Linked DNA regions of Homo sapiens: region 1 is linked to region 2. A link is a contact called in ENCODE Hi-C data. All regions are on one chromosome and are shown on one strand. Each heading gives the region's core, a stretch centred on a gene start or an enhancer-like site at or near the end of the contact. The rest is flanking DNA. Distances are from core to core; before and after follow the strand shown.

Region 1 (5,365 bases), core at 2,842-5,341, 5.9 Mb before region 2:
CATTACTTCATCTAGGAAATTATCCCTATCCTTTAGGCTAATTTAGATACCTGCTCTAGATGCTCACATAAAATCTCTTCTATATCAATCACACTCATTTATAGGTCTCTCCAGCGGACTATTAAGTCTCCAGAGAAACAGTACTTAGTAGTCCCTGCACCAGACAAAGAGCATTCAACAACTGCAGTTTCAGGGAATGAATGGGGATTAAACGGGAGTTTATATTTTAGTAATGTTATTCTAATGATAATGAACTTGCTCCTTTTACTAGGATAGTCAGTAGTCAAATCCTTTCCTGTCATTGAAATGGCAATTAAAATTTTTCATTTTCTAACTGATCCACAGTAACCCAAAGCCCTTATCACTTCAACTCTCTATTCGTGAATCAAAAATTGATTTTGCAGCCAAATATAAATTTCTTTAAAGGCATAGGTCTGTCCTTTGTGAAGAAGGTAGAGCAAATGACATAGATAACTATGTTAATTAAAAAACAGGTCAGGTGCCATGCCTCACGCCTGTCATCCCAGCACTTTTGGAGGCCAAGACAGGAGGATGACTTCAGCCCAGGAGTTCAAGATCTGACTGGGCAACGTAGTGAGGCCCTGTCTCTATAAAAAAGAAAACAAAATTAGTCAGGCATGGAGGCATGCTCCTGTAGTCCCAGCAACTTGAGAGGCTGAGGCGGGAGGGTTGCTCCAACGGGGGAGGTCAAGGCTGCAATGAAACATGATCACACCACTGCACTCCACCCTGGACAACAGAATAAGACCATGTCTCAAAAAAAAACGATAATTTTTAAAATTTCTCTCCAATTCCCCCACTAAACTCCTTCCAACTGATTAAAATCCTGTTCCTCCATTACCACCTCTTCCAAATTAAACTTTTTTTCTCCCTCTGCCTATTCTTTTAATTCATTGTTCAGGCAGAACTGTCTACGTACAATAAGTTGATTTGAGAAAGGTCCTGAATTAAAAACAATCATCTCCAACATTTTCCACAGTCTTGAGGTCAAATCAAATTATAAACCTTGATTTAAAATGTCCCACAAGGGAAGCGGACTAGAGCAATCTACACGGAATTTTGGGGAGTGCTAAAAACTACAATGAGGCCCATTAGGTCAATGACCCAAAGGATAATTAGAATGATTCTATCCAAAAAAGACCTGCTTTATATATATATATATAGTTAGCAGCTATTACAACTTCCTCTCACCTTGCTCTCCTCCCTCCCTTTTATCTACCCAATGCCAACACAGCACTTAAATTTTTTTTAAATATTGGAAAGGGACCAAGTTATGCTAGATTAAAGGTGGAAGATCTATATTGTGCCCTAGACACCTCCAAACGTTTTTTTTTTCATGTCAGATGGGTAATGTGCTGACCCTGTAACAAGGTTTGAGGATGGCATATCTCACACATGCCTGTGAACACTCAATCATCACACTATGAACCGCAAAAGGATCCCTCAAAACATTTCCCTAAGAATCTGCATTTGTTGCACAAAATAACAAGATGTCATTCATCTCCCTTAAAGAGCAAAAGCGTAACTGGCATAATTTCTATCATGAAAATCCACACACTCTTGGCTCACACAACCAGCACAAAATAGAAATAAAGTAGACAGTGCAGTTAAGATTGGGGAAAAAATGAGAAGAGTTGGTATCAAGAAAACAGCCACAGTAAGGGCATTTGCAATTAAGAACCAAAAATTCAATCCATCCTTTACAAAATTATAGAACCTCACCTCAAAAAAAAAAGAAAAAAAAGTCGAAGGAGAATGAAATACATTTAGAAGGTTGGTCAATTCTTTTCAGTTGTTTGCAAACACACGTAACTTTCAAGCCTGAGTGTGTTTTTTAAAAATAAAGATTTCCGGGCGGGGCGCGGTGGCTCACGCCTTTAATCCCAGCACTTTGGGAGGCCGAGGCGGGAGGATCACGAGGTCAGGAGATCGAGACCATCCTTGCTAACACGGTGAAACCCCGTCTCTACTAAAAAAAAATACAATAAATAAATAAATAAAGATTTCCAGGCCCCACCTGCCCGAACATTCTTTTGTTAAGTTTGAAATGGAGCCTGGGAATTGGTATGTTTACTTAAAAAGTTCCCCGGGGACTCTGATCATCAGTCAGGTCTGTCAGAAGGGCTATACACCTTCTCAACAAGGGCTCTTTCCAACCCTTACTCACACCCTAGCTGTCCATAAAATTTTATCAAAGTTCTTGTAAATATGCCTGCCAATCAAACGCATGCGTTATCTCACCCAACCCCTTTGTGTTCTCCCCCACCCTGGGTAGCATCTCAATTTCGGCTCATTCCTCATAACAGAAGTCTTCCTTTCTCCTCTCCACCCTTGTATTAATCAAGTAATAAGTAAGCAGAAAGGTAAAACAAAGGGGAACGCTCATTTCAATGCCCGAAAATCCTGTCAGTTTTAAGAGACCAGAGAAGAAAACTCATTCTAGATCCCTCTAACACATAGTGGACTGGAAACGAAACAAAACGCTCTCGAGGGTGTTCTGTGAAGCAGGGTTGAGGGGAAGTTACAGAAGAGCTCTTGGACCGAGGGGACGGACCAAGGTTCTGAAAGAGGAAACTTGAAAGCAGGGCAGGTCGCGGGGCGAGCGGGCCCGCGCGAGCACCGCCGGCCGCTTTTGACACTCGACACCCCAGCCTTCACCCGGGTTGCTAAGAAACAAAAAGGCTCCAAGATCCCTGCAATTCCTCCCGGGCCTGGCGGAGACGACAGGGGCCTCCGGGGCCTGAAGACGCCGCAGGGAACGGCCTGGCCACTGCCCCGGGGGCGCGAAAGCCAGGGAGAGCGGGAGAGCGGGAGAGCGGGAGAGCGGGAGAGCGGGAGCTTGGGCTGAGGGGGCTGGACGCGGGGAGCGGGCCCCGAGGCTGAGGAAAAGGCCGCCCCGGGACTCTGAGGGGCGGGGAACGGGACCTCGCGGGGCAGCGACGCTCGGGCAGGCCGCGGCGGGCTCGGTTCCCGCCAGGCGGCAGCCCGGGGTCCCGGGCCGGAGGCCGGGCCTAAGCGACAACCCGGCTCCGCGAGGGGGAGGGGGCGTCTACTCACACGTGCTGACAGGCCGTGGTCCGCACGGGCGTTTTGAGCACCTCCTGACAGACGGGGCAGTAGAAATCATCTTCGGTGTAGGACGTGGCCGCAGAGAGGTCCTCGGCCATGGCGGGGGATGGGGAAACAAGGCGATGGCGACAGCGGCAGCGGCCGAGGTGACGGTGGCGGCCCGGGGCCCGACTCCCTACATGAACCCGGAGGGGGGAGGGGGATCGCATCAGGATACAGCGCGCGCCAGGAAGGGGGCGGGGCCCTGGGTAGGGCGGGGCCGAACGCAGAGACGCTACTGCCGCACGCGCCGGGCAAGAGGCGACCCCTCCCACGGCTCCTCCCACAGGGGGCTGGATGGGGGACGGTGCTTGGCGGGAGGCTGGGCTCGCAGCATGCCGTGGGCCCGCCCCGCTCGCCCCTCACCCCGCCCCAGGACGCGGCCTCACGCTCTAGGCCACGCCCTCACCGGGCTCCAGGCGCGGGCTCGCGCCCCGCCCTCAGCCCCCGTCTTCGCCCAAGGCCTCCCTTTTCACTGCTTTTCCGCCTCTACTCACCCCGACCCCGAGCCCCGAGTGCCCAGCCCGTGTCCGCGGCTTCCTCCCCGCCCCGCTTCCCGGCACCCCGGCCCCTCCACGCTTCCGCCGGGGAGACTCTCACCTAGGAGCCCCGAAGCGGCGTTGTGGACGGAGCTGCTTTTCCTTCACGTGTTCGTAGAGACCCGGCCCAGCGCTTTCCTCGAGCTTCCTGTCCGGCCGCCGCTATCTTCGCAGCCGAGGCCCCGGGGCAAATGGAGGGCGGCGTGCGCTGTGCTTATCGGCCCCTAACGGGGCCGGAGCCGAGGCTCATGGTGCAGGGAGATTCGCCCGCCGCCGCCAGCAGCTCTGTCTTGGCATTGCGCTGCCTACAGCCTACCCGGCCGTCACCGAACGCGGGAGCGCCGGGGATCTGGGCGGAGGAGCCAGGAGAGGCGGGGAGGCACGGGGTGTGAAGTGCGGCCTGTATAGCAACCGGCGCACGGCGCCTTCCGCGGGTTGTGACGTAAGCAGCTGGGCGCCCGCGGTGACACCTGCGCCTCCCCGCCCCGCCTCGCTAGGCCCGGGACCCCAGTTACCTCTCCTGTCAAATACATTGGGCCTTTCAGGAAGTTTTCGTCAATGTTCAAGATTTAGTCTTTACTATTTGCCCTACCAGAATGTTTTGATCTTGTCAAGATGTGTTATAAACAAATATTTGTTACGGGATTTTAATCCTTTGGGGGCAGGATTAAAGTTTCCTTGAGAGGATGTCCACTTTCTCCTTTAACAGCATGACCGATGCTTAAATACGGTCGCAGATGCAGTCTTCTACTACACCTTTGGGTTGATTTTTGATTTTTTCTTTTTTTTTTTAGCTTTGAAGAGAAATGCCGTAGAAGCATGGACGTGGCTTTTCACCAAGGTTATTCACTAATTTAAGTGTTTTTTTTAATTTTATTTTATTTTATTTTATTTTTTGAGACAGGTACTCACTCTGTCTCCCAGGCCGGAGTGCAATTATCTGTACAATTGATAATCTATAAGATGGTCCAACCTGCGTAACAGAGTGAGATTCCGTCTCAAAAAAAAAAAAAAAAAAGAAAGAAAAAAGGCCGGGCGCGGTGGCTCACACCTGTAATCCCAGCCCTTTGGTAAGCGAAGGCGGTTGGATCACTTGAGGTCAGGAGTTCAAGACCAGCCTGGCCAACGTGATGAAATCCCATCTCTACTAAAAATACAAAAATTAACCGGACATGGTGGTGGGAGCCTGTAATCCCAGGTACTCGGGAGGCTGAGGCACGAGAATCGCTTGTACCCGGGAGGCAGAGGTTGCAGTGAGCCGCGATCGCGCCGCTGCACTCCAGCCCTGGCGACAGAGTGAGACTCTCAAAAAAAAAGAAGAACAAAAAAAGGATAAATCGATAAGATGGGATCCACAATGACGTGAAAGAAGCTAAGGAAAATCTGGAACATTATACAGCATCTACAATTAGCTTCAGAGAAAAGAAAGGTTTTATTACCATCCTTTGTTAAAACCCTCCCCCATGGTCTAAATGAATAAACAGAAGCCATTTAAGGGACTATTTAAATCAATTCTGCCATTTATTGTCTATGTTGACATTGGCATTGTTAGGTGTTATGCAGATGTCATGAACTTTGCTCTCAACCTGTTTACATTATTACATATCTATCAGAATGAGAGAGAAAAAATGGTATTTGCCAAAGTATTAAATTTTGCATTAAACGATGGCTATAATGAGGATAGGAAATGGAATGAT
Region 2 (5,083 bases), core at 1,849-4,348:
CAACAGAGTGACACTCCGTCTCAGAGAAAGAAAAAAAAAAAAAAAAAAGAAAGAAAGAAAGATATAAAAGAAATAGTATAAGATTCATAACCTTTTTAAAAAGTTACTTTAATCAGTGTTTCCATTTTATTCTTCAACTATTGGTTATCTTATTCTATCCAATAAGAGCACAAATGTAGTTAGTACACCCTTCTGCCACACGTCAGCAGAAAATTCCCAAAAGCAAATCCCCACTTCCTCTATAACGACCAATTCCTAAAGACAACTTATCTTCTTTCTCTCTTTTGTATGGGTTTCTCAGAGGTAAATAGCATGCAATGTTTTAATACAGTGCTAGGAACATAATTAGACTATGGTCCTAGTATGCTATTATTTTAACTCTGCCAAGTTTCAGTTTTGGTTCCTTGGTATATAAAATAAAAGACTGGAATCTAAAGTTCTCTGAATCACCTTTCAGTACTGACACTCAATGAGGCATACCGTACACATACAAGTAAAAAAATAAGCATAGCGTTGTGGAAAGAATAAACAGACCTGAGCTAAAACTCCCCCGACACCTATGGGTTGCCTGGCATTGGACAAATTATTTACTCTTAGAGACCTCTTTCCTTATTTGCTACCTACCTATTATGACCAACAAATAAAAGAATATAAATAATTTGTTAAAAGTGCTTAGCATGATAAGGCCCCAATCCTCCAGTAAGTGATTCACTCTCACTTACCAGCAAATTTTCACTCTTGACAGTTCTTTCTTTGGGGGGTTGGGGAGGGATGGGGAGGAACAGAGTCTCACTCTGTTGCCTGGGCTGGAGTGCAGTGGCAAGATATCTTGGCTTACTGCAACCTCCACCTCCCGGGTTCAAGCGATTCTCGTGCCTTAGCCTCTCAGACAGTTCTTTCTTAATACTTTTTTTTTTTGACTATTTATAAACAAACTTCAGTGACTAGACAGGATTTACAGTTTAACAAATTAGGGGGTAATTTCATTCTAACACATTCAGAACTACTTTATAAACATATATGCAGAATAACAACTCAGAATAACAATTTAGAACTGCCAAATAATGTATTCGGTGCTGCACACTGCCGTAACAGTGCCTTAACAATTTTACATACCTTGTATACCATATAAAACTGAAACAGAACTTCATAAAAAGTGAAATCTATCCACAACGTGTATGACTAACTACAACATTAGATACAAAAAGGGTCCCTGTCATTTTATTAGGGGATATAGAATCTTTTGAATCAATGCTTCCCCTTTTTTACCATCTTTGCAGTTCAGAGTTCCAATTACTGCTAAACAAAATTAACAGAAAGCAAACTCCAAGAGACTTTCAGTAAAGAAAGGCTGAACACCCCAAAATCATTCAGCATATTTACAATATGTAAATTATCACAAAGCAAAACCTTTATACAAACCATGAAATACAGCCCAATAGAGTAAAAAGCCCTAGGATAGAAAGTAGTGAAAGACTCATTAACAGTAGCGTTGACACATGGCTTCAATTGCAACTGTAACAATTGCATGACTGATCTGTTTGTCAACTGTGGCACGTGTTCCCAGTCAGGGGTTCTGCTAATTGAAAGTTAGAATCATAAGACATTTAAAGATTGTGCAGGAACAGCATTATTCGTACTTGGTACTAGAAAGCAGTAAACCGATTCTGACTTGGTTAAATTTAAAAATCTCTTTCAGTTGTAATACACAAGAACTTCACTGTTAGGCCGTACGCGGTGGCTCACGCCTGTAATCCCAGCACTTTGGGAGGCCGAGGCGGGAGGATCGATTGGGCCCAGGAGTTCGACGTCGGTGAGCCATGATCGTGTCACTGCACTCCAGACTGGGCGACAGAGCGAAACCATACCTCATTCGTTCATTCATTCATTCATAATTAATAAAATAAGTACAACGCACTTCTACATAATCTAAGCGTATGGAAATCCACGGTATAAACCGGTCCATCCTCCACATGGAAATTAACTTCGGCTATATTATCTCCTCCACCTAAGAGCCAGTGCCTGAAAGCCCCCCCGAATACGCTGATGTAGCTTTTTACTGTATCACTTAGGTGAAAAGATTCTTTCCTTAAATATGAAAAGAAAAACTATGTAGTAATGACACAAAAAGAATATGTTAACTGTAAAGTCAAGATTATGAAATGTTCCCGTGGCTCAGTTTTTTTAGGAGCAATCTGGAGCTGCGAATTTTCCCGTCGCCGCCAGCTGGACCGACAGACAAGGCTGGAAAGGGTTATCAACATACCTGGAGGAAGCTGCAAATTAGCAGGAAACTGGATTGTCGTGGTGTTGGGGGCTTTCACGGCGACTATCTGAGGAGCAGGCAGCCTAGGGCCGCTGCTGACTTTAGGAGGGGCGCTGACCGGAGCCACTTTGGTCACCAGGGTCCCCACGGGGGACCGCAGGGGCTGGGACGCCGTGGGCTCCACGCAGACGCTGACAGGAGCCTTAGTCACGGCGCCCAGGGCCACCGGAGTGCTCTCCACCCGCACCGGCAGCGCCCCGGCCGGGGCCATGGTCACGGTCCCCGAGGCGCTCACAGCAGCCGGGGGAGCGGCGCCGGCGGGTTCGGTGAGGCCGGCGGGCATCCCCCAGGGGCTCAGCGGCAGCTTTGGCGCTGCGGTTCCGGGAGCAGAGGTGAGGGGAGGCTTGGCGCGCGGCAGCCGACTCCGGTGCGGTTCGGGTTCCACAGCATCGCTGGGGAGAGGCGCGGGGGCCGCAGCAGCGAAGTCAGTGACGGGCGCCCGCTGCACGGCAGGACACGCGCGTCCCGGACCTTCCTCTCGTCCGCGCGAGCCTGGGCTGCCCCCGGAGCGACACCCGCCCGACCTCTCGCAGCTTCCTCAGCGGCGCTCACACGTGCGCTGCCTCAGCCCTGCGCCTCAGGCTCGGGTCCCGCTGCGGGGGAGCCTGGACTTGCGGCTCCCGGAAGGTCGTCGCTCACACCTCGAGCCTAACTGCGCAGCTGCTCCCCCGCCAGAAATTTCAAAACTACGAACCCCGAGTGCCCACAGCCCCCTACGCGCGATTGGCACGGCCCCGCCGCGCGGCCACGCCAGCCATGTTTATATAGCCACGCGGAGACCTCGCGCACGCGCCCAGGCCGCCGCCACCGCCCCGGGTTTCCCCGGGATCCGGCCGCGTGATTGGCCAAGGAGCGGAGCCGCGCCCGTGACGTCACTGGGGACGGCTCCAGGGAGCGTTAAAATCTTCCCCAGAATCGCCAGCAAGGAGGGGCGATGCCAGAAACCTATCACGTGGGAGGGGCAAGCTGCACTTGGAAAACTGCGGCATCCGTGTTCCTCTCCTTGTGTCCCCTGTAGTGTGTTCCTCGAAAAGCCAGCACTAGACTATCTCCAGGATTCTATTTTTTAAGGAGAAAATGGGGAGGACTGATTTCCGAGAAGAGTGACTCAATAAGAATTCAATCACGCATTTTCAGTGTTTTTCTCTGCTGTCTTCACACTGAAGCGTTGCTAAAATTCGCAGTTAGAATTGACATTGTAAAAATTAAAATGGCGTATAGTTTTATAGTCTGTGAGATGTGCCTATTTTCATATTTTAGAGTTAAACTGCCTAAAATCTTAAATGGAAAATCGTTTCTTCTTTGGTGCTGCTATAGGTGTCTCTATCACCTCTAAACATTAAAATTGTATGTCTGTCTTCTGAAAAACTTAATGCCTTTTGATATCTATATAATTAGATTCTAGCACTTAGATATTAAGCGTGATCCTAGATATTATCTGGATAAATAAAAGGTGTTGAGTGAATCGATATGAAAAAACTTGCCTGTTTGTAATGCAGTCAGAGAAGATGCCTTAATTTCAAGCTAAAGTCATTATATTGTATGTTTGTAGGAACCAACACTGCACTGAAAGGCGATTTTACAAGTAGGCAGATGCTATGATCTGAATGTTGTGGTGTTTTGTTTTGTTTTGTTTTGTTTTGTTTTGTTTTGGAAACAGGATCTAACTCTGTCACCCAGGCTGGAGTGCAGTGGCACCATTGGCTCATTGCAGCCTCCACCTCCTGGGCTCAAGTGATCATCCTACCCTCCTACCTCAGATTCCCGAGTAGCTGGAACCACAGGGGAGCGGCACTATGCCTAGCAAAAACGGGATCTCGTTATATTGTCCAGGCTGGTCTCCAATTCCTGAGCTCCCGCCTGGGCCTCCCAAAGTGCTAGGATTATACCCCCAACTGAGTGTTAAAATGCTAAAGCTGGAGTTGATAATATTAGAAGGTTGGGCCTTTGAAAGGTGATTAGATCATAAGGGTGGAGCCCTCATGAATGGGATTCCATTCAGGACAAATCATGTTAAAGTGATGAATATGTTAACTTGATTTAATTATTTCACGACACATACAAATGTAACATGATACCTCATAAATACATACAATTATTATTTGTTAGTTAAATACATTAAATAAATAATTTTTTTAAAAAAAGAAACCTCAGAAAGATCCCTCACCCCTTCCAGCAAGTGAGGTTATGGTAAAAAGACTGCTGTCTAGAAAGTAGACTCTCATCAGATACCACATCTGCCTTGATCTTGAACTTCCCAACCTCTGGAATTATGGGACATGAATTTCTCTTTTTATAAGCTACCCAGTTTATGATATTTCATTATAGAAGCCCGAGTGGACTAAAATAGCAGGCAACCTGATGGTTACAGCTCCTGCTTTTCCCCCTCTCTGTAAACGTGTGCCGGCACGTTTAGATAAGATCTACTCACAAGATCTAGTAAAGTCCACACACTTACTACCTTTACTGTCTCTCACTTCTTGACCAGTCTAAATCCATCTCATGACCTAAACCAATCACCCTCCCTTTCTATGGTGAATTCCCTGATCACTTACCTTCTAGCAAATGCCTCAAAGTGGAGTTGGGGAGAGAAAAACTCAATTTATTGAGCACCTCCTGTGTGCTGGTCACCAAGAGATGCATTTCCTTTTTCTAACTGCTTCATTTTACAAACTTAAAAACTGCAGTTAAAAGAGTAATGTTTCCAAGAAGCTGGAATTCAAACTCATCAGTATGATGCCAAAGTACATCTCTTTC

The links. A loop is a pair of places that touch in the nucleus more often than their neighbours do. Pooled maps may share reads with other maps.
Region 1: a loop to region 2 is called in a map of naive thymus-derived CD4-positive, alpha-beta T cell, with 10 times the contacts of the local background. The contact joins the promoter of RNF138 here to the promoter of TAF4B in region 2. A Hi-C loop is called at or near these places in 1 of 168 maps with a recorded cell type or tissue (naive thymus-derived CD4-positive, alpha-beta T cell) and 9 of 50 pooled maps.

Annotation. Positions count from the first base shown.
Region 1 is chr18:32,090,600-32,095,964 of GRCh38, reverse strand. It overlaps RNF138 (ring finger protein 138), which reads right to left and starts at 4,091. Exons shown (of 8, transcript NM_016271.5): 1 at 3,730-4,091; 2 at 3,079-3,265. The coding sequence starts at 3,188. It overlaps LOC124904278 (a long non-coding RNA gene), which reads left to right and starts at 4,020. Exons shown (of 2, transcript XR_007066327.1): 1 at 4,020-4,110; 2 at 4,463-4,690. LOC124904366 (small nucleolar RNA U13) reads right to left here and starts at 1,461; the gene lies at 1,359-1,461. It also overlaps a transcript of RNF125 not described here. RefSeq lists a silencer at 3,253-3,672 and an enhancer at 4,343-4,392.
Region 2 is chr18:26,224,460-26,229,542 of GRCh38, reverse strand. It overlaps TAF4B (TATA-box binding protein associated factor 4b), which reads right to left and starts at 3,098. Exons shown (of 15, transcript NM_005640.3): 1 at 2,267-3,098. The coding sequence starts at 2,609. RefSeq lists a silencer at 2,459-2,618 and enhancers at 3,269-3,368, 3,399-3,468.